Regions from separate parts of the Mus musculus genome. Here all the other regions are linked to region 1. The links are chromatin loops, found by intact Hi-C in ENCODE. Cell type or tissue: left cerebral cortex. All regions are shown on one strand.

What was found. Hi-C counts contacts between places; a loop is a spot of excess contacts. Peaks named below come from ENCODE experiments on the same cell type or tissue, not always from the same donor. Only the 100,000 strongest peaks of a DNase experiment are listed, where the experiment ranks them.
Region 2: a loop joins it to region 1, with 2.8 times the contacts of the local background. A loop is called at or near these places in 5 of 42 quality-filtered maps.
Region 3: a loop joins it to region 1, with 1.9 times the contacts of the local background. A loop is called at or near these places in 3 of 42 quality-filtered maps.
Region 4: it touches region 1 in a loop (6-fold over the local background); 4 of 42 quality-filtered maps call a loop at or near these places.
Region 5: it touches region 1 in a loop (2.6-fold over the local background); 6 of 42 quality-filtered maps call a loop at or near these places.
Region 6: a loop joins it to region 1, with 8 times the contacts of the local background. A loop is called at or near these places in 6 of 42 quality-filtered maps.
Region 7: it touches region 1 in a loop (2.1-fold over the local background); 2 of 42 quality-filtered maps call a loop at or near these places.

The regions. Positions count from the first base shown.
Region 1 is chr13:92,126,767-92,130,766 of GRCm38, forward strand. All of the region lies in intron 1 of Rasgrf2 (RAS protein-specific guanine nucleotide-releasing factor 2), which reads right to left. Among named protein-coding and RNA genes, the nearest start is that of Rasgrf2, 3.1 kb to the right of the region's middle. In left cerebral cortex, a CTCF peak has its summit at 2,445; DNase peaks (open chromatin) are centred at 2,341 and 3,521; H3K4me3 peaks cover 2,636 bases; H3K27ac peaks cover 688 bases.
Region 2 is chr13:91,912,744-91,916,743 of GRCm38, forward strand. The region is part of intron 19 of Rasgrf2 (RAS protein-specific guanine nucleotide-releasing factor 2); the gene reads right to left. Among named protein-coding and RNA genes, the nearest start is that of Gm46435, 9.6 kb to the right of the region's middle. In left cerebral cortex, a CTCF peak has its summit at 3,379; DNase peaks (open chromatin) are centred at 2,280, 2,642, 3,096 and 3,347; H3K27ac peaks cover 1,330 bases.
Region 3 is chr13:91,927,068-91,931,067 of GRCm38, forward strand. The region is part of intron 18 of Rasgrf2 (RAS protein-specific guanine nucleotide-releasing factor 2); the gene reads right to left. It overlaps Gm46435 (a long non-coding RNA gene), which reads left to right. Exons shown (of 3, transcript XR_003950706.1): 2 at 3,461-3,779. Among named protein-coding and RNA genes, the nearest start is that of Gm46435, 4.7 kb to the left of the region's middle. In left cerebral cortex, a CTCF peak has its summit at 2,143; a DNase peak (open chromatin) is centred at 3,103.
Region 4 is chr13:92,051,555-92,055,554 of GRCm38, forward strand. Rasgrf2 (RAS protein-specific guanine nucleotide-releasing factor 2) reads right to left here. Exons shown (of 28, transcript NM_009027.4): 2 at 1,995-2,101. Among named protein-coding and RNA genes, the nearest start is that of Rasgrf2, 78 kb to the right of the region's middle. In left cerebral cortex, no CTCF peak of the experiment used is centred here; DNase peaks (open chromatin) are centred at 1,780 and 2,404; H3K27ac peaks cover 1,634 bases.
Region 5 is chr13:92,326,341-92,330,340 of GRCm38, forward strand. All of the region lies in intron 8 of Msh3 (mutS homolog 3), which reads right to left. Among named protein-coding and RNA genes, the nearest start is that of Dhfr, 26 kb to the right of the region's middle. In left cerebral cortex, no CTCF peak of the experiment used is centred here; a DNase peak (open chromatin) is centred at 1,559.
Region 6 is chr13:92,336,075-92,340,074 of GRCm38, forward strand. All of the region lies in intron 8 of Msh3 (mutS homolog 3), which reads right to left. Among named protein-coding and RNA genes, the nearest start is that of Dhfr, 17 kb to the right of the region's middle. In left cerebral cortex, a CTCF peak has its summit at 1,912 (motif pointing left); DNase peaks (open chromatin) are centred at 1,048, 1,214 and 1,692; H3K27ac peaks cover 543 bases.
Region 7 is chr13:92,195,347-92,199,346 of GRCm38, forward strand. No RefSeq gene overlaps it. Among named protein-coding and RNA genes, the nearest start is that of Rasgrf2, 66 kb to the left of the region's middle. In left cerebral cortex, no CTCF peak of the experiment used is centred here; a DNase peak (open chromatin) is centred at 1,724.

The DNA.
Region 1 (4,000 bases):
TTTTCTACTCTATATTTAAATTATATTTACTAACATATGAGTATTTATACAGTTTTGATCAAGAGGGATGAATATCAACTTGAAAATTAAGGGGCGCACGCCTTTAATCCCAGCACTCGGGAGGCAGAGGCGGGCAGATTTCTGAGTTCGAGGCCAGCCTGGTCTACAGAGTGAGTTCCAGGACAGCCAGGGCTATACAGAGAAACCCTGTCTTGAAAAACCAAAAAAAGAAAGAAAAAGAAAACAAAAGAAAAGAAAACTTGCAACAGACAGACAATATAATTGTTTTTAACTTCATGTATTGGAACAAAATGTACAAAGAAAACAGTATCACTGCAAATGTCTTCCATCTCTCCAGGGTGCAATGCTTGTCACTGACTAAAACCCACAGACCAATGCAGCTTACAGGACAAAGCATCTTTACATACAGCTAATACCACAAACATGAGTTTTCCTGTGTTGTATTCTCAACATAAATTACAATAATCTAAATACTAACATAACCAGGATTAAACAACTAATTTTCTAATCTATTTAATTTTTTATTTAATTTTAATGGAAAACTATTTACTAAGTTCAAGTAACAAATAGTTCTGAAATTTTTATAAGATTTAGCAAATGTCTTATTGCATTTCTCTTTATTTGCATTCAGTAAACAAAGATGAGAAAGAAAATGTGAAGTTAGTTATTATACCCCCATTCAAGATCATGAACTAGAATGGAAATCCTCCCTCATGACCTCTGCCTTCTACAAAGATTTATGAACATGCATGCAGTTCTACCTAATTTAATAAAATGTTGAAGAATTCCTGCCTTGGGAGTCAAGTTGGGAAGGTTAAAATGTCTGTCTAGTAACGAGGTGACAGAGAACTCACAGAACCTATAGTCCCTTTAATATTAAATCAGCACAAATATAAGAAGCATGTATAACTCTTCATGCCTCTAGAGCCAAGGATACCCATCCCTCACCAACCCCCACCAAGCAAGTGAAAGCAGGGTGAATACAACAGCAGATGAAGAGGAAAGACAGCCATTTTGCTAAACATCTTTCCTGCTTCAGGCAAGATGCATAAGGCTGCATAAGTGGACCAGACCAACTGGGCTGTGTACTCTCTAAGTGCAAACACTTAAAAACATCTCTCCAGTGAAGTGAGAGAATGTCACATGAAATTGGTTGTTTAGAAATATGCCTCTCTTTCCTTTGAGCAAATGGTGGTCTGAAGGTGCACTGCTCAAGATTCAACAACAGCCATTTGATTCGTTTTTAAACAAGAATAAACAAAAAAGGAATTCACGAATTACATCCCCAACTCGTATCTCATCCAGATTAAAAAAAAAAAAACCAAAAACAAAAAAAACTGAGCTCAGTGGATTTAAAAAGAGCCTCCTCAACAAAACCCTCTTCAGCATGCTTAGTCATTATATCTGGAGTTGGACTTTACTTGTGTAGAGCCTGAGCTACAACAGGTAAAAATGAAAGTAATTAAGAACGGTGAAGAGGAAGCTGCCTCTAAGATCTGGAGAGAGCGCTGAGTTAGATGAGATGGTAGAGAATTGTATCTCTTGTCAGAGCAGAGCACACCGGACCTGACTGCTAAAGAGGAAAGTTTCCCCTTGCCCTGAATGGAGATTACTTAGAAATAAGTACACCAGATACATATTTGAAAACAGGAACATTCTTTTGGAGGCACGTTAAGCATTTTTAAAACAAATTCACCTGATTACATCATCATTATTGTTCTAAAGAAATAGCCACTGTGGAAATGCTGATAAGACAAACTAATAATTTCCCATAAAACCCTGGAATGCCATGAGATCAATGGAGCAGCACAAATTTTCCTCCAACTTGGGAACATTTGAAAAGCCAGCTTATTGATGAAAATAAAAGAAAACTTCAGGGTTTATGTTCTGGTCCATTTTCTGAAATTTTCTATAACTTTTGCCAATAAACTTAATTTGAAATATTATTTAGATAAATTAAACCAATTGGTATTTCTTCTTATAATTTAACTATAAACATATATAACTAGAAATTTAAAGTGATTTGAGAAAGAAACAGAACTCAAGAATGGTTAGAAGTGGTTCACAGGAAGAATTGAGTCATTGTTGCAACATCCTAAGATGCTGGATTCTACCTCTGTAGACGGGTGACACCTCTGGCTCACTGGATGATGTCCCTTATAGGTTTGTGGGGCTACTGACCTGATTGATTTCTCAGAGTGCCCATTTCAATCATCTCTGTCCTTAGCTTTTCAGATGCAGTGTTTGTCAGTGTTTATTTGCAGTTCACATCCTCTATGTAGCAACAATGTTGCAGTATTTTTATAGTCTTAGAAGCAGATGATCACAGCACTGGAAAGTGACACAGTTAACTGAAGGGAGGCCAATTGCATACACTACAGACTTAGGATAAAACATATCTCCATAGCATCTCTTCATAATTTTTCAGTTGCCTCTAGGTAGCAGTGTTCAAGAAAAGCATTATTCAGCTAGGCTAACCCATGTCAACAAAGCATTTCCAACATACAGGAAAATTTATAAATTCTCCAAGACCAACTTCAAATTCTTTCTGGAATGCTTACATCTCAGTTTTGCTTACAAACTACAAAGGTCCTGATTCCCAACCTCCCAAATATGCATGAGGTGACAAGCACCACAGTTCATGTGACAGTAACTAGGAAAAAATAACTTACCAAAGGTAGCCTCCTAGAACCCCAACTATTCAGGGGTTTCAAGTCGCTATTAGAGTCCAACTTACAAATAACTGTCCTGAAGATGCAAGTCCTGACCTTTACACGGCCATAAACAATGCTTTGCAAATAACATTGGCAGGTTTGGCAGCCACAAAAGCTCTAACCACCCCTGAAACTCAATTCCAGAGTAACCATAAGTGGTTATTTGTGAACTTCAGAATACATACAAAGGAAACAAATAATTTAGAATTGAGTCGGGGGTGTGTATTTTAAAGGACACCGTTTTATTTTCGACATAGTGGGACTTAAAAATCCATTGGGGAGGGAAGTCTTGTGGGCCTTCTAACACTATTCAAGAATACACAAACACACACACACACACACAAACACACACACACTTTCAAAAATATGTTTGCTGAAAACTTTCCTTCGATTCTAGACTGCACAACTTGAATTTTCTGTATTTCTAATACATATATCTGCCAGCTTGGAAATTAGTTTTCCAAATGACTAAGAGCACCTTCAAAAGTCAAAGGGCATCTTTTAAATTTCAAACTCCTAACCCTTCTGATGTGATTAAGCACTTATCATTTACCGAAGTTAATGATTTACAGTAAAAATCAAAAGCAATCTTGTGCCTGGTGTGGTTTCAGTTCCTCTGAGTTCTAAGCTTTGTTTTAAGAGGCAGAAACATTAGGTGGCCATCCTAACCACCATTGTGTGAGCAGCAGCCTCCGAGGTTTACAGTTCATGCATTCTGGTCAGATCTGCACGGAAAATTCAGCCTAGAAATATTTTTCTGGAACAGCAAAGGCAACCAGTCCCCCCGCCGCACCCCTACATACCTCCCTCTTCCAAGGTCTGGAATATAGAGGCAAAGAGAAAACATTTGGCTGAATAAAATCATTCCTCTTTAACTGTAATAAACAAATGGCATTTGAAATCAATATGGTTCCTATTTTGCAGGAATGGGATTCAGAGGTTAAGCCATTGCCTTCTCCACGCCTTGAGCACACAACAAACCCATTCAAATTATGACCTACAACTAAAAGGTCTCATTTACTTTAAAGTACAGAGCGTTCTTTTTAAATGCCCATGTTTTTAAACATAAACTCAGGGACAAATGCTAATTCTTGGGAGACAGTGTCTTTATGCTGACCTCGGTGGGCAAACATTCTCAAGACCTAAACTACAACGCATGATTGACAAGGACCAACAAACGCGTCCGTCTTGGTAGTGGGATTGGTGCCCAGAACTACGGGTAAGCCATCACTGGCAGGTAAAGAACTCTGCCGGTCCGGAGCCAG
Region 2 (4,000 bases), 210 kb before region 1:
GCTGAGGGAGCCAGGGGCTGTATGAGTGTGAGGTTGGCTCCTGATGTCCTCAGGATGCTCTGCAGTGGTGAGAGCCCTGGTCCAAGTGAAACAAGGACCGATGACATCATAGCACATATCTGGCCATCATTCTTCTGATGAGGATATGGCTGTACCTCACAGTCCTCAGTCATGCTTTCGAGGTCCAAGGGTGATTGTGAGAGAAGAAAGAAGCTAAAGAGGAGTAGGAAGCCTTACTCCCACAATACCTTGTCTTAGTTACAGTTTTACTGCTGTGAACAGACTCCATGACCGAGGCAACTCCTATAAAGGATGATTAATTGGGGCTATCTTACAGATTCAGAGGTTCAGTCCATTATCATCAAGTTGGGAGCATGGCAGCATCCCGGCAGATGTTGGGGCTGGAGGAGCTGAGAGTTCCACCTCGTGTTCCAAAGGCAGCTTGAAGACTGGCTTCCAGGCAGCTAGGATGAAAGTCTTAAAGCCCACACCCACAGTGACACACTTCCTCCAACAAGGTACACCTACTCCAATAAGGCCACACCTCCAAATAGTACCACTCCCTGGGCCAAGCATATTCAAACCACCACACAAAAAGCAACATCAGAATATAATCACAAGAGTCTATCAGAGCAGTCAGATTTAATGTGCTAATTCTTAGTGATTTCTTAGACGATAAGAAATTGACTTCACCTTCACTTTTCATTGCCAAAAGGCTCTTAGGGGTTCTGTGGGAAACTGACTTTTAGTACTTTAGTAGAAGTCATAGTGACAAAAGAGAAGAGAAAGCGTGGCCCTCCAAGGACATTGGTGTATTAACTGCCTACTTTAGTTCACAATGGCTAATGGGTCCCATTATAAATGCCTCATCACTACTAAGAGAAACCTGGTGAGCTTGAGGGGACTTTAAAGGACAAATGTAGAGATGGAGAGAGAACTAGGGGAATGTGGCAAGTATTAAACTAGGATTTTTCAATAAGAAAACTTGATTGCCTATTCATCCAACACAGGAAGGAAAAAAACCGAAGAACAAAAAGGAAAAAGCTAAAACCAAAACCAACCTAAACAAACGAACAAACACACACACAACAACAGATCCCAGAGAGTGCCCAGGATTCACAGACACAAAAAGTAAACACAAACTTCTCAGATAATAGCTTACATTCAATATTTGAGTCTGACAAGTAATCCAGTTCTCTATAAGAGCCCCATACAGATCACTCACCCAGGTCCCCCTGAGAAAGCAGGCATGTGCACGCTGGGACACACTTCTGCTCAGGTAGTCAGGTTTCTTCCCTTGGAGTCCCTTTTGACCCAGGATCTTTAAGAACTAAGAGGGAAAAGGATGTCCCTGGTCTCACTCAGAGGGATGAGAAAGATCAAATGAGAGCCACAACAGGCTCAAATGTTGTACAGACCAAGGTTATCATCGGCCTATGAGTTTAGAAACTTAGGGGACTGAGAAGTTAGAGTTGCTGGCCTAAGTCAGTTAAGCAGAGCATTCTCTAGTCTCTGTTGGCTCCTGCTTTGGGAAAGGTGAGTTTGTGAGCAAAACAATACTTTATGCTACTAGATACCTAGAATCCCTTTGTTGTCAGGAATTGGTGGACAACTAGAAGTAATTGACAGCAATTATGAAGGGGTAAGAAAGTACATAGCTCACAGATCATCCAGTTTGATTATGTATGAGGCCATTCGCATGACTGAAGCACTAGACAATGAACCTGGTATTAAAAAGAATTATTTCATTACCATTAGCATCTCAGGTTGAGACTAAATTTTATCACCTCGGTCTGAGAATCCCTGTTAGCTCTGACTTGCTGTGGAGAGGCTCAGGAACTTTGATGGTATCTTGATACCTTTGAGCAGTGGGACATCTTCCAAGTTGTCTATTAAGGCAGAATTTCTTAAGGCCTTTATATGCCTGTTGATATCCAAAACTGAGTGGTGCTCCAGCAATTATCAGAGGGACATCACAATGTTCTGCCCCATGCTAATCTATAGCAAATATAAATCCTATGTGTTGGACAACAGAAAACAGACTTGGACATGAAAGAAATGTTTCTAGGGTAATATTTAGAAATAGAACCAAAAAGCACTGCCAGTGTCAACATGGTATTTTGTATCAGAAGTGGAGTCTCCTGTTTTATACCTTGAGCTTGCAATACCCCAAGAGTTGATTAGATAGATGGAGAATCCTTTTGGGTTTGGGAGCACAGACTGCATAGCCAGGAGGCTGGGAGGAGATCTGGGCACTGCCTGTTGCTTTCTATGTAATCACAGAAACAAAACCAACTCTGAGCCGCAGTGTCCTCTTCTGTAGAGCTGGGCTAACGAGTACATCTGCCTTCTTCCCTTCGGAAATGAAAAGCAGGGACAATGAGTTACCCCCGAGAGCTTAGAACAGTGACTGACACATGGAATAATAGGAGCTTTGGAGACATTTGTAAAATTACAAGGCTGTTACATAAAAAAAAAAAAGCATCCCCACAGAGAGGCTACCTCCTAAGAAAAGCATTTAAAAGACCTTCGTAAAAGACCTGGTTCCCCATATCATAAAACAACAGCAAACCTCAAGCTGGCCTCTAGATTGTGCTAAAGCAGCCAAATGCTTCCTCTTTTGTTCAGAGCACCAGCACACAGTTCCCCTGGAAATCAAAGCACCTTCCTGTGGTGAAAATTGGGGGTGGGGTGGGGGTATACATCCCTGGGCATCTTCAGGAGACGCAAGACAGGAAGCACTCTTGCGGGGCAGAGGAGCCTGAAGCACAGACGGGGATCCTCATTCTGTAGAGAGCTCAGTGGTTAGGCATCCCTACACTGAGGCTGCCTCACAAGTGGAAAGGTGGAGCCACTGCTTGGGAGCGGAGGGTAGGCTGGGCATATGTATGGAAAACTACTGGAAGCCAATGGACAAAAGCAGGAATGGGCATAGACAGAGGGACTGAGTCCTGGGATAGGACAGCGTGGTCGGTCTGCCAAGAGCTGTCAGTAAAGGTGACAGCAGCTGCCTGTTCAGTGGTTTCTTACAAATTGCATTCTCCCACCCACACCAAAAGCTGTGTGATGCTTGTCCTGGCTCAACCCCCACTTCAGATCCAGAACAAAGGATGCATCTGAACCCTCTGACGAGACACTGAGTTCTGTGTTTCGTAGCGTGAAGCCAAGAAATAAATAAATAATTAATTAAACCACTGACAAAATAAGCAACAGTTGGAAGGGAGGGAAGGAGGGAGGGAGGGCAGTTGCATCCCCCTCTGACCCAGACATCCTTGAGCAAGCTTCCCAGTGGGGATCAATAGCACCAGTGCCTGCTTCTCTGGTCTCTGTGACTCACTCAGGCACATTCCTATTTCTGTGGCAGGACACAGGGAGGCACTCTGGTCCTTTCCTTCCAGGGGAGGGAGGGGCTTCCATCTTCTCCTGTGACTTCACTACCACACTGGAATTATGTAAAGGTTTGGTTTTCTCTCCACAAGGAGGGGCCTCCTCCTCAGCTTCTTACCATGGCTGTGCCAGAGACCATGGGGGCAAGGCTGCGAGAACTCCGGTCTCAGCCTTGGGTCCTTTCCTGACAGATCTCTGGTTTGTATTTATAGCGATCTCATTTTAATTAAGTGATAAAACCTCAATGCTACCCGCAGGAGACCAATCAGCTACATGTGTTCAGAAGCCGCTGCGCTGGGCAGTGCGGATAAAGTGCAGCATTTCTACCAATCTCCTAAAGACCTCAGAGGGCAGCAGATGCCCTCTGAGGATTCAGCAGCTCTGCCAGTCAGCTGTAGGGCTGGCATTCTGCTTACCTGAGGTCAGGGTATAGACTCAGACTCCCTCCCCCAAGAGCAGCCATCTACACCAGCCCACTACATGAGTCACCTCATGTCATTATCCCCATGGCTCACAGGAAGAACTGCCATTATCTGGATTTTTCTAGGGGAAGATGTCTAGAACCTGAGCCAGCAAATGCCAAAGCAGGGGTCTCATTGTAAATCAGTCTTTA
Region 3 (4,000 bases), 200 kb before region 1:
AGACCTTTAGCCACCTAAGGTGGCAGTAGAATGAGAAGCAAGAGATGTTACCAGTTCTTCCCACTGACACATCCCACCTAGGTGCCTGTTCATAAGGCATAGTCAGTGACTCCGGCTGGGCGTTGTTACTTCCAGAATGGGCATAGACAGGAGGGGCTGGGTAGATGCACATTAATCACCACTGCACTAACTCCTGGTCCCCTGGCCACAAGGCAGGCCCTGGATTAACAGCTGCTGGAAGTACATACATATGACAAACCAATGCTCTCACTGTAGAAATAAACATTTCTTCTGGGAAGACAGGCATAGACACTTCAGATTCCTTAAATCCAATGAATCCAATGACTTTGGACCACCCCACCACCAATCTCTCTTATCCCCAAAGACAATGGAGCAACCTGCATGGTGCCTCCTTACTCCATCCCCCCATGCTCAGCAGACCTCACCACCTGGTCAGAAGATTGACATCATCTCTAGCAGGACACAGGGGAGACCTTTGTTCTCTTTCTTTTGGGGGGAAGAAGTGGTTTTTAACTCACTCTGCAGACCAGGCTGGCCTTAAACTCAAGAGACTTGCCTGTCTTTGCATCCCGTGTGCTGGAATTAAAGATGTGCATCATCATCATCATCAACTGGCTTTAGTCCTCCTTTTAATGTCTGAATTTTCATCCTCATTCTTGTCCCTCACCTCTGGGTACTGCAGGAAGGCATGGCTGGAAGAATGACTTGGAAGGGGATCTTTGAGTGTCTGCATCACACTAGGAAAAGTCTGCTTTCCTCCCAGCATCTCAGCTTCCTTTTCACATAAGAAGAGCTGTCCAGATGCCTCTGAGGTCTCGTCTTCATTTCCTCTTGACTTGCGCCCAGACTCTGGCCATGGGTCTACACTCTCCTCTTTTCTAGTCCTGCTCTTCTTGTAGCGCCTCAATCTCCATAGATCCTTCCATCTGCTTAGAGAGGCCCCCACTTACTGTGATTCCATCATGGGTGACAGTGACATATGTGTGTTTCTTGCTTCCCCTAGGTCTTCTTAAGGACGTTGTAGGCAGACATTTAGGCACTTAGGCAGTAGGTACATCTAAGATAGCCAAGCAATACTAATTCCATACATCCAGCTACATCCATTGGATTATATAGGGCCCCTTAGTGGAAATAGACCAAAATCACATCTCTCATGTGTAAAGTTTCAAGACTGAGATTTGTAGAACAGTGTCAGGTCAGGGTATAATGCAGATGGTGGGCCTCCTGAGGCTTAAGAGAAGAAGCAAAGAGGCAAAGAGGTATCTGAACTGGACAAGACCCAGCAGTGGGGGAAACTGTTTGTCATATGGCCCAAGCAAGTTAACAGAGGTCCACTCTACTCATGCAAGTTGGCTTTGAAGAGAGGGAGCTTCACAGGTGAAATACTGGATATGGACTTGGGACTCTGGGTTATATTTTTATTTCCTTTCAAACAGATGGCCTTACACACAATAGGTCTCAGCCAATCTATTTAATTGCTTTTATTTTTGTAAGCCTTAAGGGTTTATTATTATTATTATTATTATTATTATTATTATTATTATTATTATTAATCACTTGATTGCTTCTATTTATTGGAAGACTATAACATTTCCTGAGTCAGGAGGTCCCTGAACCTCCCTGCTTTGGAATTTACCACACTTTTTCCCAACCCTTCATCCCCAGGGACTGTAACTGCAAGATAAAGTGAAGTGCTTTCAACTTAGCTGCTGAGATCTCTGAAGACATGCTTGTGCATAGCTGAGAAGCCTACAACCTCAGAGAAATGCCCTCCACACAAGGGCAGGTTCACACTGGCCTCATCTCAGGCTGTTTCCCCCACCCTGTTTAGCTGCAGATTGGCTGTGGCCATCTTCCACATATCCACAGTATTAGGTACAGATGTGTATCATTTCAATGGCAAATGGCTGCTCAGTGTTTATTGCTGCAAACCCTCAATTCTTAAGCACAGGTAGTTGAGAGCTTCACACTGCTCTTTTGAGCTCACCCTGCACCTTTACCTCACGTACCTCACATACAGAGAACTTCTACCTGCTGCAAAGGGCTCTCCCATCCTTCCTCAGAACACACGCCCTGTGCATCAACCTAACATGCATTAACTCTTGTGCAAGGCCAGGAGGCGCCAGAGGTGCCCCAAGGATTCTACTTACTAAGTCTGTGTTGCTGTCACTATTCATTGGACTGAGAGAGCCCTTTCATAAACCACAAATTCTGCAAGTGTTTTCTATTTAACTTCCCAAGAAATGATTCAACTGTCTAGAAATGATTTGACAGTCTACCAGGTATTTTTACGATTTTCCCTACCAAATCAAAGCATTTGATTTATATAAGTATGAATTAATGAAATATATTCACTGTTAAACTTCATCATTCCTTTAACATACTGATTCCTAAGTTTTAATCAGTTTTGAGGGCAAAGACGTGAATAATTACAGTGAATAAGTGTAATTGAGTTAAAAAATATAACTTTCCAAGAGCAAACTAGCCTCTTGGAGTAGAGATCTGTAGAATGTGAGAGTCACCCAGGGAGGGAGGGAGGGAGATGCTGCTGAGGGGTGCAACATCTCACACAAGGATGGCCTTTGTGCTCTTCTCTCAAATTCAAGTCTGCAATCTGTCTTTATTTTGAGGGCAGGAGACCTGTGGCTTAAAAGGTCTTGGGAAGATACCAAACTGAAGGCACCACTCCTTAAGAGTTTGAATATTATGATTATCTAATAGCTATCATTATTCCATACCTGCTTCTGCAAGGAACTCTGCTTTCTTTCACACATGCAATTGATGACATGTACTCTGGGCCTCAGGGACTCAACTCTAAACTTTGTATTTTCCAGGCTTTACAACTCAGGTTTTGAATGAAATAAATCAGCACAACGGGGCTCTTTCCTGTCACTGCAGCCATTGTGTCAGGCAGGCATGGGCATAGAGAGCAGAAGCCTCCTACAGGACTGCAACATCCTGGTGTAGGATTCACAAGGTAGCAGGAGTGGTTAAGTCAATATCATCGTGATGTCAACAGCTTGCTTTGTACCGTGATGCCCAGATTCCAGTCTCCCTGCTCCCTCGCCCCACTCCTCCCTGTCCTGAGCAGAGGTGGCTAGTTCTGCATACTGTTCAGAAGTTATTCCTGAGATCTGTGTGGGAAGCCTCCTCCTCCAGCCTTTCTTCTTAGGTACCTAGTTCTCTGTAACAACTATCTTCCCTAGGAATTAGCTACTTTCTCCCCTGACACTAACTGTTATGGATAACGGTAAGCAACTGACCAGTGTTAAATGCCTAGCAACCAGTCTGTGACACAATATTTGCACTTCAAAACCAAGAGGTGCCATTCTTGTCAGATGCCAGAGGCAGTTGCCTAACAAGCTTTGGCATTTTGTTATAATAACAAATTCCATCTCGATGTACTAACCCTAGAACATTCTTCTGTTGTGTTATATAGAGGGAAGACTGACTTCTAAAACATCTGTATAATTTCCACTTGAGTACTAAGAGGTCATCTCCAGCTATGAAGTGCTCAAGAAACTTAGCAAATGATTAAACTTTAGACTTGTTAATAGCATGTCCTACTGAGCAGTCCATAGCCGAGTTGGAGGAAATGTTTCCTGTAGGGGTGAGTTTTGAAACCCTCTTCCTAGCCACTTGGAGGACAGTCTGCTTCCTTTGGATGAAGATATAGAACTCTCAGCTCCTCCTGTGACATGCCTGCTTAGAAGATGCCAAGCTCCCACTTGATGATAATGGACTGAACCTCTAAACCTGTAAGTCAGCCCCAAGTAAATGTTGTTCTTTATAGGAATTGTCTTGGTTATGGTGTCTGTTCACAGCTAGGGTTCATAAACCCTAAGTAAGACAAACCATATTACATACTGTGGTCACTCACAAAAACTTACTCTACTCACAAGAGCTTACTTCCCTTGTCTCTGAAATTCTCTTTGAGATGGAAATCAAATCAAATTCATAGATTTCAACCAGCTATGGC
Region 4 (4,000 bases), 75 kb before region 1:
GTCCCCAGGGAGTAGCATTTGTTGCCATCTGCATCGCAGAGAACTACTTAAAAGATGAGAAGGGAAAAGAAGTGAAGTATTTTGTAATTGATATCTTTTCCTTTCAACCCTGACCTCACATCATTCTACTTTCATCTTTGAAGAGAGGAAGAAAAAAAGGGAAGAAACCCTGAGCCAAGGATGAAGATGAGGAGGAGAGGAACAATTAATTTAGAGCCCTGGCTAAAGGTTGTGAAGTCTGGCAGGCCCATGAGGTGCTGCACCTTGAGAACCTGGTGTTAGCTCTTGCCAAGTCCGTTTGACTTTCTGTTTTCTCATTTGTGAAGTTGGGCTGATGATACCTAACTAAGTTACTACAAATAATATAAAAGTTAAGTGTACAAAGCACTTAGCATCACAAACTGGTCCTTACAAAGCAGGAAGGCCAGGGAAATTTCCAGAAAGAAAGAGAAGAAAGAAATCTCATTGAGGACTGATTGTTTGTTTGTTTGTTTGTTTTCTTCTATTAAACCTACTTACAGATTCCTGATCACCTGTTGAACAATTAGCAAATGCATTTAATTTAACAATGAATGTGCCCCAAATCTTCCTCTTGAGTCTCCAAGTCCACATAGGTGCCTGCCCAGGGAACAGAAAGCCCATGGAAAATAACTCGAGTTGCTAAGTATCTGCATGCAGTGCATATGCAATGAGGTTCGGCAGAGTTTGGAGTAGGAATGAAGAGGAATGACTGGTCCCAGTGTCAGAGGAAGTGTGAGAGAGAGAGAGACAGCAGATGTGCAGGGGAGGGGGAGGCTTGTCAGGGGCACAGAAAGAAGAGGCTCCATGACTGAGTTTTGCTTTGAAATGTCAGAAAGATGAGATGAAGAGCTGGGCATGAAGGTGAAATGAAACCACCTATGCTGAACGGTTTTGTGTGAACTTGTCACAAGCTAGAGCCATTTGGGAAGAGGGGACCTCAACTGAGAAAGAGTGTGGCCCATAGGCAAGTCTGTGGTGCATTACCCTGATTGACAGGTGATGTGGGAGGGCTCAAGTCACTATAGGCCGTACCACTTCAGCATCGGTGGCCTTCGGCATGATAAGAGAGCAGGCTGAGCAAGCCATGGTAGGCAAACTAGTAAGCAGTGTCCTCCATGGCCTCTGCATCAGTTCCTGCCTCCAGGTTCCTGCCTTGAGTTCCTGCCCTGACTTCCTTGGATGATGGATTTGAGCTATAAGATGAATTAAATAAACCCTTTCCTCCCCGGGTTGTTTTGGTCAGGGTTTTTATCAAAGCAATAGAAACTGTAACCTAGACAGCATTCCAGGCTGGGGAGAAGATATGCAAAAAGCAACAAGCACACACAGAGACAAAGGAACTGGACTTGAATCAAGTAAAGAAAAAGGGTGTCTGCCTCACCCCCTCCTCCTTCAGACTTCTCGCTCCTATCTAATAGACATGGAGGGGTGTCTACAGTCCTGGCATTACTTAGGAGAAAATAAGCCACATTTTTCTATTTCTGCAGTTAGAGTTTGTTACTACCATTTTCAACAATGAGACTGTACAGGCAGGAGGGTGGAGGCCAGAAGTTACAAAAGAGGGGCGCCACTGGGCACATTTCCAGCTCTGTCACTCCTAGCTGTGCGGCCTTACATAACTACGTAGCTACATAGTGAACTAACCTACCAGGCCTCTCCTTCCTTATACAAAAAACAGGAAGTGTAAGCTCCTGTAGCTGACTGCTGGGAGGGGTGGTCATACATTTCAGAAATTCCCTAACTAGGAAGCACTTAGTCAGTGCATAGTATGTAGGAAGCAACCCATGTCTACTGCCAGCAACTGATAGTGTCTATGCCTGTTACTTTGTCTTTAACTGTAGCAGAGCCACGGGAAGTACACACAACTCCTTCACACTTGATACAAGGAGGTACCGAGCTGAGACCCCAGGGACTAGGTCCTCCAGAAGTGGCAGCCATCATGAGCCCCCTCCAAAGCCAGACCTGACCCACACCTGGCTTGGTGAATGGCCTCCATCCACTCTTTCCCGGCCTGCTCCTCCTCACAGCGCAGCTCCAGTGGTTTTTGACCATCGTGCCCAAAAAGGACAGTGAAGTAATACTGCAAAGAAGAAGAAACACAAAAGGGTTACAGCTTTACTTTTCAGGGGCAGAAAGATAATAAAGCCAGTATTTGCCTACAAGAGGTATAAACTGACAAAAATCTACCAGCATGATGTAAGTCATATTTCAAACGGTAATAGCATGCCTGGTCCAGCCAGAACTGTCTTTGCACCTTGGCTGTGACAGCGAGCATTTTAACACCCTCAGTAGCACACAGCCCACAGCCCTACTGCATTGCATATTTTTATTTAAGAACAAAAAGAACATTGCGCCAATTTGCCGATGAAGAATAAGAAGCTAAAGCTAACATGAAAACGTTTCCAGAAGTTTTCGTGATGGGGCGTGTGGTGAAGCAGTAGAGAACAGGCGTCCACCCCGCCGAACCAGCTGATTCTCTTACCTAGCCTACGCTATATCCAGGCTCCATTCTGGGAAGTGCTATGGTTTATAACTACATCGAACTTCTGCTTTTGCCTCTTCTGCAGCCTTAGCAAGCACCATCCATGGCTTAAGCCCCATATCACAGACAAATTGTATTTAGCATGGGAAGGAAATATAATTGCCATCCTGGCCATAAGTCATAACCAGAATCTCTTTTTGATGAATGTAATCTAATTTCTTGTTGGATAGAAGAAAAAAAGAAAGAAATGGTTTTAGCAGGATTAAATTTATTCATCCCATTTGAACTTTATTTATAATCATCCCAAGCTGGAAACCATGCATATATCCCCCCAGGAGTGAGTACATAGACATTTCTGGTACGTCTTCCCGATGGAACACAACTCATCAGTAAAAAGGAACGTTTCTTGATAAAGCCAGCAACTTGAATGCTTCTCAAAAGTACCGCATAACACTAAGAAGTCAGCCTCAAAGGGCTACGCCCTGGAGTACTAGCCAACCAGCACAGTGGTTGAGGTCTCTCATTGGTGTTGCAAAAAGAGCTGATTCTCTTCCCAGCACCCATGCCAGGCAGCTTTAACCTGCCTGTCACTCCAGTCCCAGTGAAGACAACACCCTCTTCAGGCCTCTGAGGGCACCTAAACATGTGCACACATGCACACACACTTAAAATACAAATATTTTTAAAAGGTTTATACTCTACAATTTCCTTTATGGGATACTACTAAAGAAGTAGCAGAAAACAAATCAATTGTTTTTCTGGGGGCCAGGGAAGAAGTTTGTGTTTATAAAGGAACACAAGAACTCTTGCCAGGATCTCCCCTTCGTCCCTGTGCCCCCCCCCAAAAAACCCGATTATTTGACTATGAGTCAATATGTCATGAGGAGTCATTTTATTGCTATGTTTCTTTATCAGAATAACACTATAGGTTTTTCCCTTCCCTAGGCTTATATCCTATGTAGTCTCAGATTCTTAGCTGTTTTAATAGTGCCATAGAGTTGCCCTTACATCCAACCAAAAAGTGGTTGGTTACTGTCATGACATGCGTGTCACTATTGCACAAGTATATCTTGTAGACAGGTGATTGGTGTAGGTCCCAGTATTTGTAGATCGGTGTTACTGGTGATTCCCTTTGTCCTCTAGCAGCAGGCAGAGTAGAGTGTCTTCCAGGATCGTGAATGCTAGTAGGGAAACAGCTTCCAGTAGGGCACTAGCCTGACTTCTCCATGCTGAATGACATAAGTAAATATACTAGCTAGTTTTCTGTCAATCTGACACAAGCTAGAGTCATCAGAGAGGAGGAAGCCTCAACAGAGAAAATTCCTCTATAAGGTCAGCTGTGGGCAAGCATGTATGCATTTTCTTAATTAATGACTGCTGTGGGAGGATCCTGCCCATTGTGGGTGGTGTCATTCCTGGGATTCTATAAGAGAGCTGGCTGAGCAAGCCAGGAGGAGCAAGCTAGTACACAGCATCCTTCCATAGCCTCTGTATCAG
Region 5 (4,000 bases), 200 kb after region 1:
CCTAACAGACACAATCACACTGGTCTACACTGCCACCGTGAACCACCCCCCCAAGAAAAAAAGAGAAACACACACACACACACACTCACACACTCACACACACACACGCTCTTGAGGTTTTGGAGTTCTCATCTCACCATTTACTTTCTTTTAAATATGAAATAAACAAAACAAAAAATACATCTAAGATTCTTTTAACTGATATCCTAAAACATCGAAATCTATAATGTTCACTATGAGACTATAAAATCCTAGCTCCCTTTTCAAAGTCAAGTTTAAACTAAAACCTTGGCACCTATAACTGAATGTGTGTGAACCATCTTCTCTACGTACAGTATCGAAACAGCTGGCAAACTAAGGAGAAAAGTGAGCCTTAACAACCCAGCTCAGACCATCACAATCAAAATGCCTATTAAAGCTAAAACCGTAAACTTGAACTATATAAACCTTTACAAAAAGAAAATATAAAAGTCTTCATGCTTCTAGAATAGGCAGAACTCAGATACAGAAGACCTCACTAAAGGGAATATTGATATTAAAATCTTTTGTTCTTCTGTGTTCATGAAAAATTAAAAGCTAAGCCAAAAGCTTGGAAAAAACATCAGAGGGGGGAGAGGGAGAAGGAAGAGAGAAGAAGAGGTAGAGAGAGAGAGAGGGAGAGAGAAAAAGGGAGAGGGACAAAGACAGAGAATGTGTATGTACGCAGGCATGTGTGGTAAACATTTGACCTAGAATAATTCCTACACCGCAACACAAGCAATCCAAGAGATAAAATGGACAGAGAGGACACATGGATGAACATCCAGTAAATACATGAAATCACTCTATCCAGAGAGAACTAAATTAAAACCCAAATGTGAAATCACAATTTGCTCATTACAGTGACTCAAAGTGAAAAGACACAATGGGACAATAGATGCGAATGACAAGCCACAGCACTCACACACTGCAACAGACAAGCTACAGCGCCCACACACTGCAACAGACAAGCAACAGCGCCCACACACTGCAGCAGACAAGCTACAGCGCCCACACACTGCAACAGACAAGCAACAGCGCCCACACACTGCAACAGACAAGCTACAGTGCTCACACACTGCAGCAGACAACACACACTGCAGCAGACAAGCTACAGCGCCCACACACTGCAGCAGACAAGCTACAGCGCTCACACACTGCAGCAGACAAGCTACAGTACTCACACACTGCAGCAGAGAAGCAAAACTATGGAATTACTATAAAGAATATTTTTTGTTTTGTTTTGTTTTGTTTTGCTTTGCTTTGTTTTTCGAGACAGGGTTTCTCTGTATAGCCCTGGCTGTCCTGGAACTCACTTTGTAGACCAAGCTGGCCTCGAACTCAGAAATCCACCTACCTCTGCCTCCCAAGTGCTAGGATTAAAGGCGTGCGCCATCACGCCCAGCTATAAAGAATATTTTTGTTTTCCACAGGGATGAATATATATGTTTACCTACCTAACCTAGCAATTCCACTCCTAGGTCTATCCAAAAAAGTATGTCTGTGAGAAGATAGAGCACAGAGGGTAGTCTTAACAGCTTTCCTGAAAATAACCACAAGCTGGAAACAACCCAAGGATTTGGCAAGTGAAAAATCAACAAACCCTGGTATATTCGTCTAAAATAAAACTGCACACCAATTAAAGAGAACAAACTTTCCTCCCATACATTCAACACAACTACACATTTCTTTGAGCAAAGGTAAGAAAGTAGACATCAAAGAGTCCACACTGTAATGATTCCAGTTGTGTGAAACCCTAAAACAGCCTGCCCTGCCCTGCTCTCTGACCCCAGTGATCATATCATCAATGTTGTAGTGAAGGTTGGAGATAAAGAGAGGAGCCAGAGAGAGGCAGAGGAAGTCTGGAGAGAAGGCGGAGCTTTACCCGGGATGATGGCTGCAGGATGTTACACTAGCAGTGACTGAAACAAACTTACAATGTGCAAAGCTTACTGCATGTAAACCACAACTGATTAAAGCTGACTACAAATAAAACTTTTGAATCTGCTGTATATAATTTAAAGCTAAAGACTTTTTAAAGTCTTAAACTAACATGACTAAATTCCCATGGAAATGTAAACTCCAAACCCTTCTGAGTAAGATTTTGATTCCAGTATCTACCCAGGAAACTGCATATCTTTCACTTTAAAACAAAAATACTGGACTTCAAGATGGACATTCTAATCTAGTTATGGTGGCACACGCCTTTAATCCCAGCAGTCTGGAGGCAGAGACAGGTGAATCTCTGTGAGTCTGAGGCCAGTCTGGTCTACAGAGTGAGTTCCAAATCAGCCAGGACCAGAGTTTTCAAAGGGCCAGTCTCAAAAAATTATATATATATTTAAAAAGTATATTTTATATCTACACAACTTGAGGTATATTAAATGTCAACTAGAACTTATACAAATATATAGACATAGTACACTAAAAAATTTACAAATAAAAAAATGTTTCTCCCTAAGATCTAAGCCAGCCTTTGAAAAGCTTTTTTTTTTTTTTCTAAAAAACTCCATTTTACGTATGTATGAAGAAATACAACAATGAAACATTCTCAGATAGCTGGAAATTTTTCTCAAAATGTCTTCCATGCATTAAAAGCATTTTTTCAGCAAAACAAAACCAGGCCATTTCACTCAGGTTATATGCCTCGAGTCCAGAGGCTGATTAACAAACCCATCTTTAGGCTACTTCAAGGGGCCTAAAGTCCTCATCCAAACTAATGGTTTTCTCCAGAAATCCTAATTCTGATATTATACCAAGAGCAACTTCAGAATAAGTTTCCTAGAATTCATAGAACAATGAATAATGCATGTACAGATGTGCATTCATGGGTTACAGGCTAAACTGTGACCCCATGAACTTATCCATAGCCTAGCATACCTAAGATGGAGTCTTTACATGGGTGTCTGTTTCAGTGAGATCATTGGAGTGGGCTGTACTCCAGTATTTAAAACAACACCAGAAATGTGTACATGTCACAAGCACAGAGGACAGTGATATGGGGAGACACTAAGAAGACAGCTGAGAACTGCCCTTCCTTCCTAGCCTCAAAAGCAACACTGCTGCCACCCTGACTTGGGACCACGCCCTCCTGTGTGAAACCGTGTTAGGCTGCTCACACACCTAGTCAGTTGCTGCAATTCCACTAGAAGGATCAACAGCGCCTCAGGCACGAGCTTACAAATCACTATTATAACAAGGAAGACGCCAAGAAGAATCACTTGGTATCTGCCAGTTTCTAGAATGCCAATACTCTGACCTACCATAGATGATTTTAAGCTAATGTTGTACAAACTTGATACAAATTACTAGAAATATATCAACTCTAGAAAGCTTCTATAAACTACTGCATCACAGAGCAAAACCTGATGAGACAGCATTTTTATTAGCTAGTAAGTACTCCAAAGGACGGCCATGCTTAGAACCACAGCTGCATTTACAGGACAGCAGCTGGAGAACCACGGGATGAATGGTTAGGGTGCAGAAGATAGTAAGAAACAAGTGTAGCAAAAGTACAGTGTGACCTCTAAATAGCTTCGGAATGCTAAACATAAATGAAAAGGAAATCAGACTGGAAAAGCATGCCTGACCTCAGGTATATGGTAATTAATGCAAGCAAGGGATCTGCAAATCAAACTCAAATGGGCCATTTTACTCTTTCTGCATAAAATATTATTTAAAAGCATTGAATTGGGAGCTGGAGACATGGCTGACTCAGCAGCTAAGAGCGCTTGCTGCTTTTGCAGAGGACCAGCACCTACACTGACTGGGTAGTTCACAACCACCAGAACTCTAGTTCTAAGGGATCTGACACCCTCTTTTAGCCTCTATAAGCACCCACGTTTGTGTGCATGCACACAGGCAGACAAATGGACAGACAGAAACACACAATGAGACAGGCACAGACACACACACACACACACAAAAGAATCATCTAAAAAATATGTAGAAGCATTGAATCAAATTGGAATTACTTACAATT
Region 6 (4,000 bases), 210 kb after region 1:
TTTTTTTATGGTTTTTCGAGACAGGGTTTCTCTGTGTAGCCCTGGCTGTCCTGAAACTCACTTTGTAGACCAGGCTGGCCTCAAACTCAGAAATCCGATTGCCTCTGCCTCCCGAGTGCTGGGATTAAAGGCATGCACTACCACGCCCAGCCGTTTTCCTTTTTAGAAAGGTATTTTTTCACTTGAAAAACAAATGTATTGTCTCTGTAGATTTTTAAATGTTATTTAAATTGCAGAAGAACAAATTCTGACACAAAGTATAGCAGCTATAACAGGACTCAGCAAGATAGCCTGAGAAACATCTTAATAAAGCCCCACCCTCCCGGATGGGCACTCCAGCCCCCTGCCCCGGCACTGAGCATCTCTGACAGGTCACTCTGCACCCACAGCTGATGTCTCAGCCAGCCTTTCTCCCCACTCCCACTCCCACCCCCACACCCTGTCCTTACATTGCCCAGCCTCAACATCCCCTCAGACTGAGGTACTTAGCTGTTCCTTCCCATAATCCTCAGTGCTTGAAAAGGCATCCCTCGGTTAGTCGGCTCCTGAGACCTAAGAATCATGTTGATGGCCTCATCTGAGTCCAAGGCACTATCTTATTAAACTTAGAACACTGTAGTCACTAACCTGGAGCCATCAAATATGTAATAACATCAGATTATTAAACAGTTTAATGAGACAAATTCCCTTTTTCCCTCTTATTCTTCAACCCCATCCCACTAAGGGTTTTTCTGTATAGTCCTGGCTGTCCTAGAACCTAGAACTCGCTCCATAGACAGGGATTTGCCTGCCTCTGCCTCACCTCTGGAATGCTGGAACTATAGGCATGTGCCACCAAATCCAGCCTGGCAGCAGGTGACCACAGCCCACCTCCTACTCACACTCATATGATCTCCTTCCTACTCATACTCACATGACCTCCTTCCTACTCACACTCACATGACCACAGCCCACCTCCTACTCACACTCATATGACCTCCTACTCACACTCACATGACCACAGCCCACTTCCTACTCACTCACATGACCTCCTTCCTACTCACACTCACATGAGCACAGCCCACCTCCTACTCACACTCACATGACCTCCTTCCTACTCACACACATATGACCACAGCCCACCTCCTACTCGCCCTGGCCTTACCTCTCTTTCTTCCTACTTTCAACTACTGACTTTCCCCAAGCTCTAGTGTCTCTCCTGGCAGTAAGCTCACCCACCTCTTCTTCTGACTCTCCCCCATGAATATATCTCCTTCCCTGCATTGCTTGGTTAAAGCCCTATGAGTTTTCCTCACTTGCCAAGATGAGCATTTCCTCTGATCAAGAGTCTCGCCGTGTGCCCGAGTCTGAATCGTTTCATTTTACACACTATGCACCTTTCTCCTCTCTTTCATCCAGTCAAGTCTTCCGTCCTGCAAATGTCCCTATGCAACCCACCTCCTCCACAGCCTGCTGTGACCAGGGTACGTCCATCTCTGTGAACTCAGACAGTCACCATGCTCGGCTCAGGACTCAATGGGAGAGCTAGTAAATACTATTAGTAACGGTTATTATTAGTTTAAGTAATGGTTTTCGTTCCTTTTCTTTTGACTATAAACATAAAACTCTCTAAACTAAAGCAATCTCAAAACTGCTGCTATTTTTTTCTCTCTATACAATTTGACAACCAATGGGATAATGGAATAGGATGCCTGATCCCCTCTGACAGACACGTGAGAAACAGTCTGCCACTATTCAGGAGTGTCTGATTCCGCTGACGATCATCTTTGTCTATTTGTTTTACTCTAAAAATGACACACTATACAAAATGAATGCAACTAGCTTGAGAAATAAATGGGAAGGATTTCATATTCTTAAAAAAGAAAAATCTTAACACAAAATATAAAATCCTTTGGAGACCTCTTGTGGTTAAAGTTAGGAATAAAAAGTTAAATTTTTAAAAACTGTTTTTTAAACTATATTAAATCTGCTATAATTCCAGGCAACTTTTGCATCTTCTCACATAGTAATAATATGTAATATCTTTGTTACCAGTAAAATACCCACCAGTACCTGACAAAAACTGGAGCTTTCACCTTCTCATCTAGTGCAGAAAAAGACGGGGTTACAGTGTGACTCTAGGTCTGAGAGATAAGAAACTACATGTCAGCACTGACACCAGACACCACTAAACTCACAATAAAACTTTCTTATCTGAAAATTGAACGTTACACTGCTGCCTGTAAGCCAACTGAGAACAGAAGTCTGGCAAACTATTCTTCCTGAGCTCTGTGGGTTTTAAAGTGGAGCAACTGTCTCTAATAAGAAAAATTAAGGAACTCACCTCATACGATGAAATAAAGAAAATGTAAATTTAAAATTGAGCACTACACACTTGGGAGGCAGAGGCAGGTGGATTTCTGAGTTCCAGGCCAGCCTGGTCTACAAAGTGAGTCCCAGGACAGCCAGGGCTATACAGAGAAACCCTGTCTTGAAAAACCATAAAAAAAAATAATAATAATAATAATTGAGTACTACAAATAAAATTTTAAAAAGATTTTGGTAAAAATAAAACATAGGTAAAACTACAAAGTGCTCTCAAGATGAGAAAAGATCTTTCAAATTATAAAAATAATAGGATGTTACCAAAAGCACAGGGACTTAATTGGTCCAAATACTTCACTAAAAACAACAAGTAGAAATAGCGAATCAAATATGTTACTTAAAATGTGTTTACTTGCCAGGCGTGGTGGCGCACGCCTTTAATCCCAGCACTTGGGAGGCAGAGGCAGGCGGATCTCTGAGTTCAAAGCCAGCCTGGTCTACAAAGTGAGTTCCAGGACAGCCAGGGCTACACAGAGAAACCCTGTCTGGGGGAAAAAAAAAAAAATGTGTTTACTTTTCTTGCAAGGTCCTTGGCAAGTCTCCAGCTCACCCGTCTCTAGGGCTAGGGTGCTCCCAAGTGTGCACACACAAGAATCAAGGGTCAGCACCAACAGCAGGGTCCTCTGAGGAGCCCTGCGAGCTCCCACCTCCTGCCCCACACTAGGATGATGGGATTCACTGTCACACACAGCTTCCCGCGTGGGTGCTCACAAGCTGAACTCAGATCTGCACACTTGCACAGCGATCGATCATTTGACCCACTGACCCCCTTCCACCTTGAATTAAAATATAATTGTTAAATGTTTTAAAGGAGTTGTAAGATTATTTCTTGAAAAATAAATAAATATCAAGGATCAAAACTAACAAAAGAAACCTAACAGTAGTCGAGAAACTACATCCTAAAAGAAATGTGCAAAGAGAAGAAAAAGAAGGCACAATGTACTCTAATAGATGTTCCAGGAGAGACTAAGGGAGGCGGGTGTGGTGCAGCTGTAACCCCAGCATCCAGGAAGAGGAGGCAGGAAGATCGGGCACCCCTCAGATACACAGGGAGCTGGAGGCCAGCCTGGGCCACATGACAACTTAAATTTAAAAAGAAAACAATATATACATGTATCCTGAACCGCATCCTGCCACCCAAAAAACCAGTAAGCAGGGAGCCGCAATAGTAAAGGGGAAATGGCTACATGTTTGTGGTGGTGTAAATGAGAGGCCTCAGTCTCCAGCACTGGAACACTTGGTCCCCAGTTGGTGGCTGTTTGGGAAGGTGTGTCATGGGAGCAGGTTCTGACATTTCAAGGCCTTGATTCCAGTTCACTGTTTTGTGCTTTGTGTTTCAAGTGTGAGCCCTCAGCCTCCTGCTCTTGCCATCAAGGACTCTAACCCTCTGGAACCATAAGCCCACGTAAATCCTTCTTTCTATAAAGTACCTTGAACAAGGTACTTTATCATGCAACAGAAGAGGAACTAAGACAATTATTTTCCCTGAGTAGTGAGTTTTCTTGGCCAGGCCCTATCCTAGAAACTTTATGCATATTATCTTTACAACTCATCTTTATAGTGAGCACTCTTACTTCCTGTATTTTATACAACAAGGACACAGGAAGACAAGATAGTCTAATTGATTACTCAAAGT
Region 7 (4,000 bases), 69 kb after region 1:
TCAATTATTTAAGTTGCCTCTTTAAACTTGTGCTGTTCTGGAGTATCCTCTTATTTAAGATAGTTACTCTCTTTTAATCAGTATTTGAATATTATGTCCTTTATATGAGGGATATTTTCAAACAATGTAGAATTCTGACAAGTATTCTTGGCGATTGGATATAAGTAGCTTTAAAGTAATTTTCTATTAAATCTGACATTTGATCCACGTGGAGATAGGCTACTCTTCTCTAATGAATTAGTGAGATTTTCTTGATTGTTTATGTGTTATGAAACTGGAGATTTCCTTTTCAATATTCTACCTAATAAGTCTCTCAATTTTGTTAAAATACTTCACTTGATGTTCATTTTGTTGCTTTTGCTGTAGATCAATAGGGCTGATTCAGGCTACACATCTGATATACCTTCAGAGGACTGTAGCTTTAGTGTCATTTCCATTGGCAAAGCTTTGCTGTACTGTTTGGAGTTAGTGAATGTGAGCACCATCCACAAACTCAGTCTGATGGTGATCTACCTTGTAGCTGGTTCTCAAAGTCATTGTTATGTTGTCTTGGGTCAGATCTATGCATGAGCAGCTTGAGTCAGACCAAGAACTTCATAGAATCTTCTCAAATTGAGTAATTTCATTGAAGCCCTCTTCTTCAAGATTTTGTTTCCCTTCCTTTTGTAGTATTCTCTCTAGGAATTAATCTACTTCCATTGTAAAGTGTTGAAGAATAGAATGTGAAAATATAGTGTATCTGGTGCAATGGTGGCATAATTGTGCACAAACAAACAACAAAAAACAGGACTGCGCTTAGTATGTTGATTGTACTTCAGGTTTTTATTTCCTTCCTCTGATGTTATGACTTGTTTTGCTAGCTCCTAGTTATTGTTTGTTTCCTCTGCTCATGTTTGGTTATAATCACTAGAAAACATAAAAGTAGTCTGTGTTTATTTCAATCAGGGCAGGGTAGTAATTAGATGTTTAGAAAACTCATTTTCTCTTACTGCTGAGAATATTAATATTGTAAGTAGTAGTATATATTTCAGTTTAATTACAAAAACCACTAGATACTGTTGAAATAATTATTGGTAGCACATAGCCAGGGCCACTAACATCAATTTAAACTCTTAACAAAGAGCTAAGATTTCCTCATCAAGTCTTCTTTCTGGTCATCAGAGATTGTTGTGCCTCTTATTCCCCTTATTCTCCTTGCTTTTGAGACAGGGGACAAGGCCTTGCTTTATAGCCCACAGTGTCCTAGAACTTATGACCTTCCTGCTTTAGCCTCTTAAATACTGTAATAAAAGGTATGAGATACAAGATCGTATAGCCTACTTCATGTTTGACTCACAGCACTCACAACAAGCATATCTCAGAACTTGAAAAAAAAACAATCATTCCAATGTCTAAGAAACTAGCTGCAAATTTTATATACACAGAAAATCTCTGGGTGTCACTCTACTAGGGAAGGCAAAGCCACCAAAACCAGCAAAGAACAAAAAGAAGATTCAGAAATGAAGCCATTCTTATAGCCTTCAGAAACTATGTGAATTTGTTATCTTAAAGAATTCATCAGTGGGGATAGTAATGAACATTTTATTTTAAAAGAGTTCATGCCAAACACAGTGGTTTAAAACAGGTTGTTCAAAATGTGCTCCAAATCCATAATTCTTAAAAGGAAAGTCTCTTCCAGGAAATATGGGAGAGACATAAGTTGAATCACTCCACCCGCCCCATCTGAAATAGGAATAACAAACCCTGCCAAGTTCTGAGAAAGAAATATGGATAGTAAAACCAGGGCAGTCACAATTCCATTGAGCATATCCTAAAAAGCGTATTACAGACAATGAAAGGGAGACCAGAGCATGAAATGAGGATGGGGGATCTCACATTCTTGTGGTCTCACCTGAGGCAAGACAGCCATAAGAATGGAGGGAGAGGGGGCCATCCCTCTCCTCCGTCCCTCTCCCCTGTGCTTCCATTGTACCCAGATAAGCATTCTCTTCTATTTCTTGCATGAAGAAAAAGCAAGCTTGAAGGTTGTTTTATCAGCCCATTTTTAGAACAAAGCCTTTCTATGAACCATAATAATCATAAAAGCATATGTGAATGGCCACAGCTGCACAGCTAACATTACCTCATGGGACAGCAGGACACATCACCACTTTCTCTTTCACAAATGATGCTTTTTAATACTATTTTGATTTTGCTTTTATTCTCTTAGTTTTTTATACTTCATGTACATGATATGTATGGTAATATCTGTTGGGCAGATCGTTTTTATTTCCCTCTATTTGAAGTTTAACAGGGGGTGGGAGTCTAGAAGATGAGTATAGAAGTAGAGTGACCTCAGCTTACTATAGAGCAGAGATGATAGAACTAAAAGAAATAAGATCAAATCTTAAATAAATGGCCTATGAGCCATATGATCTCACAATGTCCTGAGTACAAAATGGGGTTCCTGTTTTAGTTAGGGTTTATCTGCTGTAAACAGACACCATAACCAAGACAACTCTTATAAGGACAACATTTAATTGGGTCTGGCTTACAGATTTAGAGGTTCAATCCATTATCATCAAGGCAGGAACATAGCAGCATCCAGAAAGGGATGGTGCAGGAGGAGTTGAGAGTTCTACATCTTCATTTGAAGGCTGCTTGCAGAATACTTACTTCCAGGCAGCTAGGATGAGGGTCTTAAGCCCACACCCACAGTGACACACCTACTCCAACAAGGTCACACCTCCTAATAGTGCCACTCTCTGTGGGCCAAGCAGCTACAAACCATCACAATTCACATGAGAAGCCTGGGGTTGTCTATTCTACTCCCCACCACATCACCATAGACCATCTCAGTGAGTGAACATGGTTCTGTGCTGAGCAAAGGCATACCTGAAGTGGGTGGGGTGGTTTCCTATTGCTCAACGTTACTGCTCCCTGCCCAACTCCCATGGACAGAATGAATGACCACAGGAAGATTACATGAGGAAAGAAGTGGCCCAGTGATAGTCACTGCCTAGAGCAGACCACAGATCTAGGAGGAACTGTCCTGGTTCAAAGATAAGAAAACAACCATGTGAACATACATGCAAGATATGTTAAAAGCATTTGTGCAGAACACACACTTAGAAATTCTCCCTAACACTTAAAACTTTTAGGGGCAAATGTGTCCTGGATTATCTGAGGATCTAAAGAGAAAAAAATAGAGAAAAGAACGGGGTGAGGGGGCAAGATTGTAATGACTTAGATCATAGAGATGTATGCTACCGCCATCACCATACAGAGCTCAAAGTCAACACATAGAAACCATTTTCTTTTCTTTTTCTTTTTCTTTTTGGATATTTTCTTTGTTTACATTTCAAATGTTATCCTCTTTCCCAGTCTCCCCTCTTCCCAGGCACCCCCATCCCATCCCCCTCCCTCTGCTTTTGTGAGGGTGTTCCTCCACCCACCCACCCAATTCCACCTCCCTGCCCTCGATTCCCCTACTTTGGGGCATCTATTGAGCCTTCATAGGACCAAGAATCTCTCCTCCCATTGATGCATGACACAAGGTCATTTTCTAAATGAGAAAGCACAGAGAGTTATGCTTACATATATGGCAACAGAACTCTTCCGTGTGAGAGCAAAATCAGGGTAAGGAGAAGTAGTGTTTATGTGTTTTTACAAAAGAGAACAGAATATCATTAATGAACAAACTCTGGCTATTCTCCTGCACTTCAAAAATAAAGAACATCAACAAATGTGGACAGTATCACATAGGGAAACAAGTCAGACAGATCCCACATGTCTCCTTGACAGCATTCTGTCAAAAGTCAGTGTAGCTAAGTTTAAGGTGCTCCCGTTCATATGTAAATGCAAAAGACAGTCTGGTTCATGTATTCCAGAATTCAGGAAATACAGCAGCCATGATTCATTTCTAAAATATACCGTTGAAGATGCGGGCTAATAATAACAAACTCTCAGAGAGGCTGGAGATAAATGCAAAATATCTTAAACATAAAATCTATATGTAGGA